Linked DNA regions of Homo sapiens: region 2 is linked to region 1. Evidence: chromatin loops called from intact Hi-C (ENCODE). Cell type or tissue: heart left ventricle. All regions are shown on one strand. Links, peaks and the distances in the headings refer to the core of each region. The heading gives the core; the rest is flanking DNA.

Evidence for each region. Peaks named below come from ENCODE experiments on the same cell type or tissue, not always from the same donor. Only the 100,000 strongest peaks of a DNase experiment are listed, where the experiment ranks them.
Region 2: it touches region 1 in a loop (3-fold over the local background); 4 of 110 quality-filtered maps call a loop at or near these places.

What each region holds. Positions count from the first base shown.
Region 1 is chr12:27,692,945-27,696,944 of GRCh38, reverse strand. It overlaps PPFIBP1 (PPFIB scaffold protein 1), which reads right to left. Exons shown (of 30, transcript NM_003622.4): 30 at 1,381-4,000. REP15 (RAB15 effector protein) reads right to left here and starts at 498. Exons shown (of 1, transcript NM_001029874.3): 1 at 1-498. The coding sequence starts at 382. The region is part of intron 3 of MRPS35-DT (MRPS35 divergent transcript); the gene reads left to right. In heart left ventricle, for the core only: no CTCF peak of the experiment used is centred there; no DNase peak of the experiment used is centred there.
Region 2 is chr12:27,311,709-27,317,448 of GRCh38, reverse strand. STK38L (serine/threonine kinase 38 like) reads right to left here. Exons shown (of 14, transcript NM_015000.4): 6 at 4,777-4,900; 7 at 2,791-2,945; 8 at 2,332-2,434; 9 at 2,099-2,160; 10 at 1-113. Among named protein-coding and RNA genes, the nearest start is that of BMAL2, 18 kb to the left of the region's middle. In heart left ventricle, for the core only: no CTCF peak of the experiment used is centred there; no DNase peak of the experiment used is centred there.

The DNA of each region.
Region 1 (4,000 bases), core at 1-4,000:
GGTCACAAGGCTTAGATTCCACAGGAGGAGGTGAAGACATCTGCAGAGTCTGTACTGCGAGCTGAAGCTTTATTTGCTTGTTGGATCCCCAAAAGGTCCAAATCCAGTCTGCACCAAACAGGAAGGCTTGGTGCTTGGTCATCTTGGTGGTGGTCAGCCACTCATCAACTCCCTTTTCTTGGCAGAAAGTGATGAAATGGATTAAGAAGATCTCATTCAGAGTATTTGCAGCTGGGCAGAGTTTACTTGGAGGATATTCAAATCCAAGGTACTCCTTCAGTTTCTGAGCTGCATGGACTATAGCTTCACTGACCACCTCACAGACGACGGGCACCTCTTTGCTGTCCTTCAGAGCCAACTGTTGCGATGCTTTCTGCCCCATTTTCTCTGCATCCAAATATCAAACATGTGAATCTGGTTCAGACGTACTTCTTTTTCAAAGTAAAAGTTCTGCAGGGAGGCCACATCTGTTAATGGTTCATGTTTTTCTAACTCTACAGCTTCCTCGGGTGTAGTTAAGCATATATACATACAGCTAAATAAACATGTTAGTTCTCTCTGTTTGTCAGTTGGGTGTGTTGTGTTCATACAGTTCCTGCTGGTTTATTAAGTTAAAGATACTAAATTTCACACAAAACATCTGTTCTATCTAGGTTATATTCACTCTACTTTTAATCTTTGGTAATCTCTTCCAACATGTTTCCTCTTTCCAAGTTTTAGTTGAAGTAAAAATAGCACGTTAGTTCTTTTTGTTTTTGTTTTTTGAGACAGGGTCTCACTCTGCTACCCAGGCTGGAGTGCAGTGGCGCAATCATGGCTCACTGCAGCTTCAACCTCCCTGGGCTCAGGTGATCTCACCTCAGCCTCTTGAGTAGCTGGGGCTACAAGTGTATACCACCACACCTGGCTAATTTTTGTGTATTTTTTGTAGAGGTGGGGTTTCACCATGTTGTCCTGGCTGGTCTCAATCTCCTAGGCTCAAGCAATCCTCCCGCCTCGGCCTCCCAAAGTGCTGGGATTATAGGCATGAGCCACTGCACCCAGCCCTATGTTAGTTTTTTAAATATCCATACACCTCTTTCTACAACTAACTTCTTCCAATCTCTAGGTGAGTCATTTCCATTTGCTTTTCCTATTTTCTTTTTTTGTTTGTTTTTGTTTCTTTTACCTTCTGCCATGATTCTTCATTCCCCAGCTCAGTTGCTTCTTTTCCTACAAAAGCTTCTCAAACAAAGGCCTCAAATTCCTATCTGTTGATACACATTATAAACTCCATTCGAACAAATTTATGGCAGTTTATAAAGAGATTGTGTTATTTTCTATGTCAGAAACAAAGCCTGTTACTATGAACAACGGAAAATGAAATAAGGGCAATAAAAATGAGGCAATTATCAATTGACTTTATTTCCTTTCATATGGTAACACCAGCAGTGTATGATATTTGTAAATAAAATACGTCATAAAAAAATTTAACCTTATTACCTATTATCAGTTAGGTTATACCATCCTGAATAAAAAATATTTGGGCCGGGCATGGTGGCTCACGCCTGTAATCCCAGCACTTTGGGAGACCGAGGGGGGCGATTCACGAGGTCAGGAGATTGAGACCTTCCTGGCTAACACGGTGAAACCCCGTCTCTACTAAAAATACAAAAACAAAATTAGCCAGGCGTGGTGGCAGGTACCTGTAGTCCCAGCTGCTTGGGAAGCTGAGGTGGGAGAATGGCGTGAACCCAGGAGGCGGAGCTTGCAGTGAGCTGAGATTGTGCCACTGCACTCCAGCCTGGGCAACAGAGCAAGACTCCGTCTCAAAAAAAAAAAAAATGGCGTCTGTAACAGTTTCCTGGTATTTTCAACCAGGTTCTAAGAACAAATTGATTTTTTGAAGTGGTGACATCTAGTCACATTAAAATAAAATCCAAATAAAGTAAGTTCAATACAGTTACCACATAATGAATGGTAGAGTTTAAAGAAAATTATTATTAGCATCAAATCAATTGTTATGAATAAATAGTAATTTGATATTACAAGTTCTTTAATGAATACCTTGGTAACTTGCTGACAACTTAAAAGATAATACCACTGATATTCAAATACAGTTTATAATCAAGTCCAGTGGCAGATACTGAACCGCCCACCTCCACCTCAATTTGTGAAAACCTGTCTTTTGTAGGGTTGGCTACCATGGGTAATTACGCAGCACTGAATAAAAAATAGAATATTTTTCTAATACTTCTACAAATATAATAAACACAGTAACAGTTTTTGCTGCAGCGATTTTCTTTACAAAGAATATTTGGGCCCAGTGCTACAGAAAAACATGAACTACATCTTATCGTCACAAAATAGCCATTATAAAATGAATTTTGCAGCCTCTGTTTTTTTGAACTTTGAAATAAAATGTTCAGACAAATATTCAACTTTTTAAAAACCTCCATTCATTGATAGCCTGAGAAATGTACAATGAACATGTTTAGGCAGACTGCTAGTATTTTGCTGTAATGACACAGTTAACAAAGAGAAAAGAAACAATACTGTAAAGGTTTCTGCTTTGCTTTTGGCTTCCTCAAAAACTATTTCTACAAATTTTGGGGAGAGGAGGTGATTCTGAATGTATTCAAGTTAGTGGTAGGCCAGGCAGAGTGGCTCACACCTGTAATTCCAGCACTTTGAAAGGCTGAGGTGGGAGGATCACTTGAGGACAGGAGTTTGAGACCAGGCTGGACAACATGGTGAGACCCTGTTTCTACAAAAAAACTTTTTGAAAAATCAGCCAGGTGTGAAGGGTGGGGTGGGGTGGGAGGCCACACACCTGTAATCCTAGCTATTAGGGAAGCTGAGGTGAGAGGATCACTGGAGCCTAGGAATTCAAGGCTGCAGTGAGCTATGATCACGCCACTGCACTCCAGCATGGGCAACAGAATGAGACTCTGTCACTAAAAAAAAACAATAATAATAAAAAAATAACAGGCTGGGCGTGGTGGCTCATGCCTATAATCCCAGTACTTTGGGAGGCTGAGGCGGGCAGATCACAAGGTCAGGAGTTCGAGTCCCAGCCTGGCCAATATGGTGAAACCCTGTCTCTACTAAAAATGCAAAAATTAGCCAGGCATGGTGGTGCATGCCTGGAGTCCCACCTACTTGGGGCTGAAGCAGAATGGCTTGACCCAGGAGGTGGAGGTTGCAGTGAGCCAAGATCATGCCATGGCACTCCAACCTGGGTGACAGAGCAAGACTCCATCTTAAAAAAAAGTATACTAATGTCCCTCAAGTTCTTCCATATGAGGTAAAGGGATCCAAGATTAAGGTTGAAATTCTTAAACTGTTCAACAATTTTGTGGTGTCATCAAAAAGGAATATTTCATATATATTAATTTAGCCTCAATGATCAACATTGTTAAAAGTCAGTATGGAGAAAGATCATTCTGACCTCTTCAGAAACCAGCTGGTATATGAACATTCTGATCACCAGATTGTTTTGAAAACGTGATCTTTTCACCATCGTCCTTAGGTCACAAAATAAAAGTTCTATTTTCTATGTACTGTATATATACATATATTTAGAAAAATATATAAAAATAAGACAATAAGAGGCAAGTGGAGGTGTGGCTGGCATTTAGTGGGCACACTGAATGCTTAAAGAAGTTCCACATATTGATTCTGAAATCATATAATGTCCTACTTAGGTGGCTACAGTGAACACTGATGTAACAAAATCATTCACATCCTGGTTACTGTTCCTCAAATCCTCCATACCGCGGATATGAATGGAAACACTCTGGTAAAATACTCATCTTAAATGCAACACTTTAAATATAATATATCACAGATTTTTACATTAAATAGAAGAAAAACAATTATACTCTCATTCACCAGTGTCTTATTTTTTGTGGCAACTTCAGAATCGGCACATTACTCCTGCTTTCTGTTTAAACTTCTCGACAGCAGAAGTTGGAACAACAAACAATAGACAATCCGCTGCCTGTTGTATATACTGTGA
Region 2 (5,740 bases), core at 789-4,788, 380 kb after region 1:
AGCATTTCATACATAATCACTCCCAAAGACCACCAGTCACACAATTTGTTGTAACCAGTCTGCATGAATACTTCTGGAGCAATGTAATCTGGTGTCCCAACTGTGGAATATGCCTACAAAGGAGCAACTCGTCAAACCAGCATTCTTAACATTTAAAAAATATCTATCTGAGGATGGCTTACTACTGGAAAAAGCAATATATAGAGGAGTTAAATTTTCACTTGTATTTATTTTGCATGTTTATCATGTGCAAGGCTTAGTGGTAGGTAGTGAGTCAGATAATATGTTATAGACTACTATTTTTCAGTCTATTTACTTTCCTGAGGGAATGCTGAATTAGTTTTCCTTTCATCACTTAGTTGAACAAATATTTATAGAGTGTCCATATGTGCCAGGCATTTTATAAGAATATATCATTTCTGCCCCCACAAGAAGCTCAGTTAAGTTATTTATATATATAGCCTTCAGTCTATTTCAAAAAGAATGAAAAAGTTGAACCTAGAAGACCTGGCTTCCCCACTCACTACTAATGTGTTCTTGGGCAAATTATTCAATTTCTCTGAGGCTCAGCTTCTGCTTACATAAAACTAGAATAATAATACCTGCCCTAATAGAGTTGATATGAAGATGAAACAATAAACGGCATGTGTTTTGTAAACTACAAACTACAAAAATAAGCATGAGGTATTTTCATTATAAATGTAATTCCAGGGTACTGCTTATCCTTTAGGAAGCTATGCAGTTTTTAATTCTTAATTCATATAAAATCTTACAAAAATGATTTCTACAAGGCAGTAATTCTCAACCAGGGGTAGTACTCTTGGGGCCATGGCAAAATGTAGGACCACAGATTTTGTCATCTCAGTGACATAACTGGCATTTACAGGGCAGGGGATCCAGGTGCTAAAGAAATTTCCTGCCCCAAACACTGAGTCCTCTCTACTTCTCCCTTGGGAAACACTCGATCTAAGGCTTGGCAACTACTGGCCATGAGAATAATAAAACACACACCTGAGTAATCACCCATGAATATTTTGTAAATAGGGGGGTACAGAATTCCCCCACCATAATTTTGAGCAGTATTCAGTTTTTCCCCTTTAAAAATAGGGAATATTGCAATTATTCTCAATTGCAAAACCTGATCTAAAATGGACACATTTTAAAAGTAGAACAAAGTTTTTCTCCTTAATGTGTAACTCAATACATTTAAAAATACTGAAATGTTTTACAAGTTTTTGCAGTTACTTAGGTTAATGAGATAATAAGCTCAATAATGCAAAGGTCATTTTATTTGGTTTTAGAGGGTATTAGCCTATTATTTTTCAGTCTGTTTACTTTCCTGAGGGAATGCTGAATTAGTTTTCCTTTCATCATTTGGTTGAACAAGTATTTATAGAGTGTCCGTATGTGCCAGGCATTTTATAAGAAATGAGAAAAAGAAAATCCTAAGGCACATTCTTAACCTGTAGACTGTTGATGGACCATGTTAACAGGACAAAGGGAAAGAGGAGAAAGGGGAAGCAATTCTTCTATTTGCTCAGTTATAGAAAGGAAATAGTATGGGGTTAAAAATAATGTAATTCTATATTAAAGGAGTAATTAAATTTATCTGTGGCAAAGCCAGCTTTTTCAAATTTTATCTGTTTTATTGTAACACTGTTTACATCCCAAACTTCCTGTTTACTTTGTCTATAAAGAAGTTTTTAGAAACTCACAACCACCTTACTTGCTGATTGATATTTGTTGTATCAGGATTTGTAACACAGTTATGAAAAATGGAAAAATGGAAATCACAAGGCATTCATTACAATTGCATTCACCTCAGTGAGTTTTATTTAAAGTGCTAATTACTAGTAAACAGCTTACTTGTAGGTATGCTCAGTAAACTACTCTAAAGTTACAAAGTAAAAACCAACACTTTGCTTTACAGGCAAGGAAACTTAACAGAGAAACTAAGAAAACTGTGTGATCCCAGAGCAAGCGCTACCATTGTTATGAAGTAAATACTAATTATTATAAAGATAAAAATAATCAAGTTAAAACCAGGTAAGATTTTAGAACCAAGGCATAAAATTCTCTTAAAAACTGGTTGACTCACCAGTTGTCTCCTGTTCTTCTTCCAAGTTTCTGCTTTCCTCTTTGAGTTCATGTTCTGAAATGCTAATTTCAACAATATGGAATTGTAATCACGAGGGAAAAATGCTCTCCACAAAAAGAAAATACATATACATCTAAAACACAGTGGATTAAGGAGTGGGGAAAGGGAAAGAACCTTCTGTTCTCTACAGTATCTTAACCAGGGGAAAGAAGAAAAACAACAACCAAACTTACAGAAGTCACTTGGTGGGTTGTGTGTGAGATTTCTATAAAATTCAGTCCTGTGAGCTTTCTTTAATCCCGTACATAAACCAAAATCAGATAATTTTACATGACCCTAAAAAAAAATCCAGTAAAATTAGATCATATTAACTTTGAAAACAAAAAGCCTTGTTATAAACTCCTCTATTAAATGGCAATTATAATAAAAATTCTTAGCTTGGGATTTATACACGTAAAATGTAAAATTTTAAGTATCTGATGATGATTTTTAAAAGTAGAAAATGGAGGGAGATAAAAAGAGAGCCATATTCCCTGTTGTCATTTAATTCCCAAGTCCTCTCCTAGTACCTTATCATATAATGTTGTTTAGCAATATTCTAAATTGCAGTTGCTGATTTCCATTCACAAAATCAGCCCTACTGCTCTAAAAAATAATCAACAGCCTAGTAATTCACCAGTTTATTCACATGCCTTGGCATCCAATAAAAGGTTGTCTGGCTTAATATCCCGATGGATGAAACCCAACTGGTGGATCGCATCTATTGCCAGAACAGTCTCTGAAATGTAGAACTGTGTTTCCTCTTCTGTCAAGGTGTCTTTCTTCATTAGCAATGTCATCATGTCACCTAAATAAAGGATAGTCAAATATATTATTATTGAAAATGCCTCAAAGGTGGAATACCTTGTAAAAGCTTTCCTGCTTTTTTTACTTTTTTTTTTTTTTTTTTGGAGACAGAGTCTCACTCTGTTGCCTGGGTTGGAGTGCAGTGGTGTGATCATGGCTCACTGCAACCTCCGCCTCCTGGGTTCAAACAGTTTTCATGCCTCAGCCACCCAAGTAGCTGAGATTACAGGTGTGCACCACCACACCCAGCTAATTTTTGTATTTTTAGTAGAGATGGGGTTTTGCCATGTTGGCCAGGCTGGTCTCAAACTCCTGGTTTCAAGCTATCTGCCTGCCTTGGCCTCCCAAAGTACTGGGATTACAGGCATGAGCCACCATGCCCAGCTAGCTTTCCTGAGTTTGCATTTTATGATCTACCCAGTATATTTCTAACCACATCTTGGGACAAATAAAAGTGCTATTGCATAGCAGAAGTTTCATGACTTTTAATGGTTTTAAGGCAGAGACCATGTGAAATCAAATCACAAAAGAGCTGATAATGAAGTAATATCTACCACTCAACTTCTAGAATTAACTGCTGAGGAAAATGTCAAACTGCAAAAAAATCAGAATAAGTGCACCTGGAAACGAAATATATTCTTTTAGAGTTTAGTGGGACATTATCCCACTAAAAAAGGCACCTGCAGACATTCTTTTATTTTCAAGGAATTTTAAAAGTTTTAACAGTTTTAACTGTTGTAAACACTGGTGCACTTACAACACAGAATTGACAACTGATTACATTTTTTTCATATATTTTTTGAGGCTTTAAAAAAAATAGGGAGCCAGGGGCAGTGGTTCACGCCTGTATTCCCAACACTCTGGGAGGCTGAGGTGGGTGGATCACTTGAGGTCAGGAGTTTGAGACCAGCCTGACCAACATGGTGAAACCCCGTCTCTACTAAATACAAAAAAAATTAGCTGGGCATGGTGGTGGGCACCTGTAATCCCAGCTACTCAGGAGGCTGAGACAGGAGAATCGCTTGAACCCGGGAGGCAGAGGTTGTAGTGAGCCAAGATCACACCACTGCACTCCAGCCTAGGCAACAGAGCGAGACTTCATCTCAAAAAATAAAAATTAAAACAAAACAAAACAAAACCCAGAATTCTTTGCCCTCCATTGCCATTCTTTTCCCCTTGCCCTCTTTGCTGAGCAATGATTAAACCTCTTTCCTTTATAAATTACACAGTCTCAGGTATTTTTTTTTTTTTTTTTTGAGACGTAGTCTCGCTGTTTTCGCCCAGGCCGGACTGCAGTGGCGCTATCTCGGCTCACTGCAAGCTCCGCCTCCCGGGTTCACACCATTCTCCTGCCTCAGCCTCCCAAGTAGCTGGGACTACAGGCGCCCGCCACTGCGCCCAGCTAATTTTTTTTATTTTTAGTAGAGACGGGGTTTCACCTTGTTAGCCAGGATGGTCTTGATCTCCTGACCTCGTGATCCATCCGCCTCGGCCTCCCAAAGTGCTGGGATTACAGGCGTGAGCCACTGCGCCCATCCAGTCTCAGGTATTTTTTGTAACAACATAAAATAAACTAACACAACTTATAACAACCTAATTATATACAGTGAACCCAGAACGGTAATATTTAAAATGTGCTAACTTTATAATTCCTTCAAAACAATCTGTTTTGTGGTAAAAATGAGCATCAATATGGTAGTAAATATTTTTAAACTGTGACTATGTAAAGCCTCAGAGCAAAGAATATAAAAGTAAACCTCACCAATAAAATTATTGTTGCATATAAAGATGTGCTTGTATCAGTCTGTCATTGATACAATGTTTGCTTTTACCTCCAGGGAGAAATTCCATGATTAGATAAAGATTCCTCTTATCCTGAAAACTGTAAAACATCTTCACCACCCAGGCACCATCTGCTTCTACCAAAATATCTCTTTCTGCTCGGATATGGGCCACCTAGATGAATATATTTTTGAAAAAAATAATTGTAAATACATCACACATTTGTTAAACTCATCTCTTACACTTATCCATCCATAACAGTTAATGAAGGAAAGATGGAGTTTCAGAAGATTTGATACATGTATGAATGTTCGTATTCTCATCAAATATGGAGAACCTCAAGAAATAGTTTATTTTAGCTTATATCTTTAGGTCTGAAAAGGTGAGGTCAACAGGTATATTACGTGAAGCTGAGGCCTCTGAGGTAGAGCAAGAATCAGTCTAACAACTTTTTAACCAGAATCTCTACCCAGCCTAGGATCCTGGCTTTGTCACATAAATTTAGGGCACTAGTGTGATTTTTAAAGTTAAAAGTAGTAAGCAGGGCCGGGCACAGTGGCTCACGCCTGTAATCCCAGCACTTTGGGAGGCCAGGGCAGGTGGATCACGAGGTCAGGAGATTGAGACCATCCTGGCTAAAACGGTGAAACCCCGTCTCTACTAAACATACAAAAAATTAGCCAGGCATGGTGGCACACACCAGTAGTCCCGGCTACTCAGGAGGCTGAGGCAGGAGAATCGCTTGAACCCGGGAGGCGGAGGTTGCAGTGAGCCGAGATTGCGTCACTGCACTCCAGCTTGGTGACAGAACGAGACTCCATCTCAAAAAAAAAAAGAGTAAGCAATGCCCTGTAAATTGGTACAGCAAACCTAAGCTTGGCTAAAAATAGCAAACTATTTTTAATTGTTAAACAAAGGTCCCAGCTTGATCATTATTTGGTGTTTTTTAAAGAAATAGTAACAATTATAGTAACTTTATGTTATATTATTGTTATAATATAAAACCTCTACCAT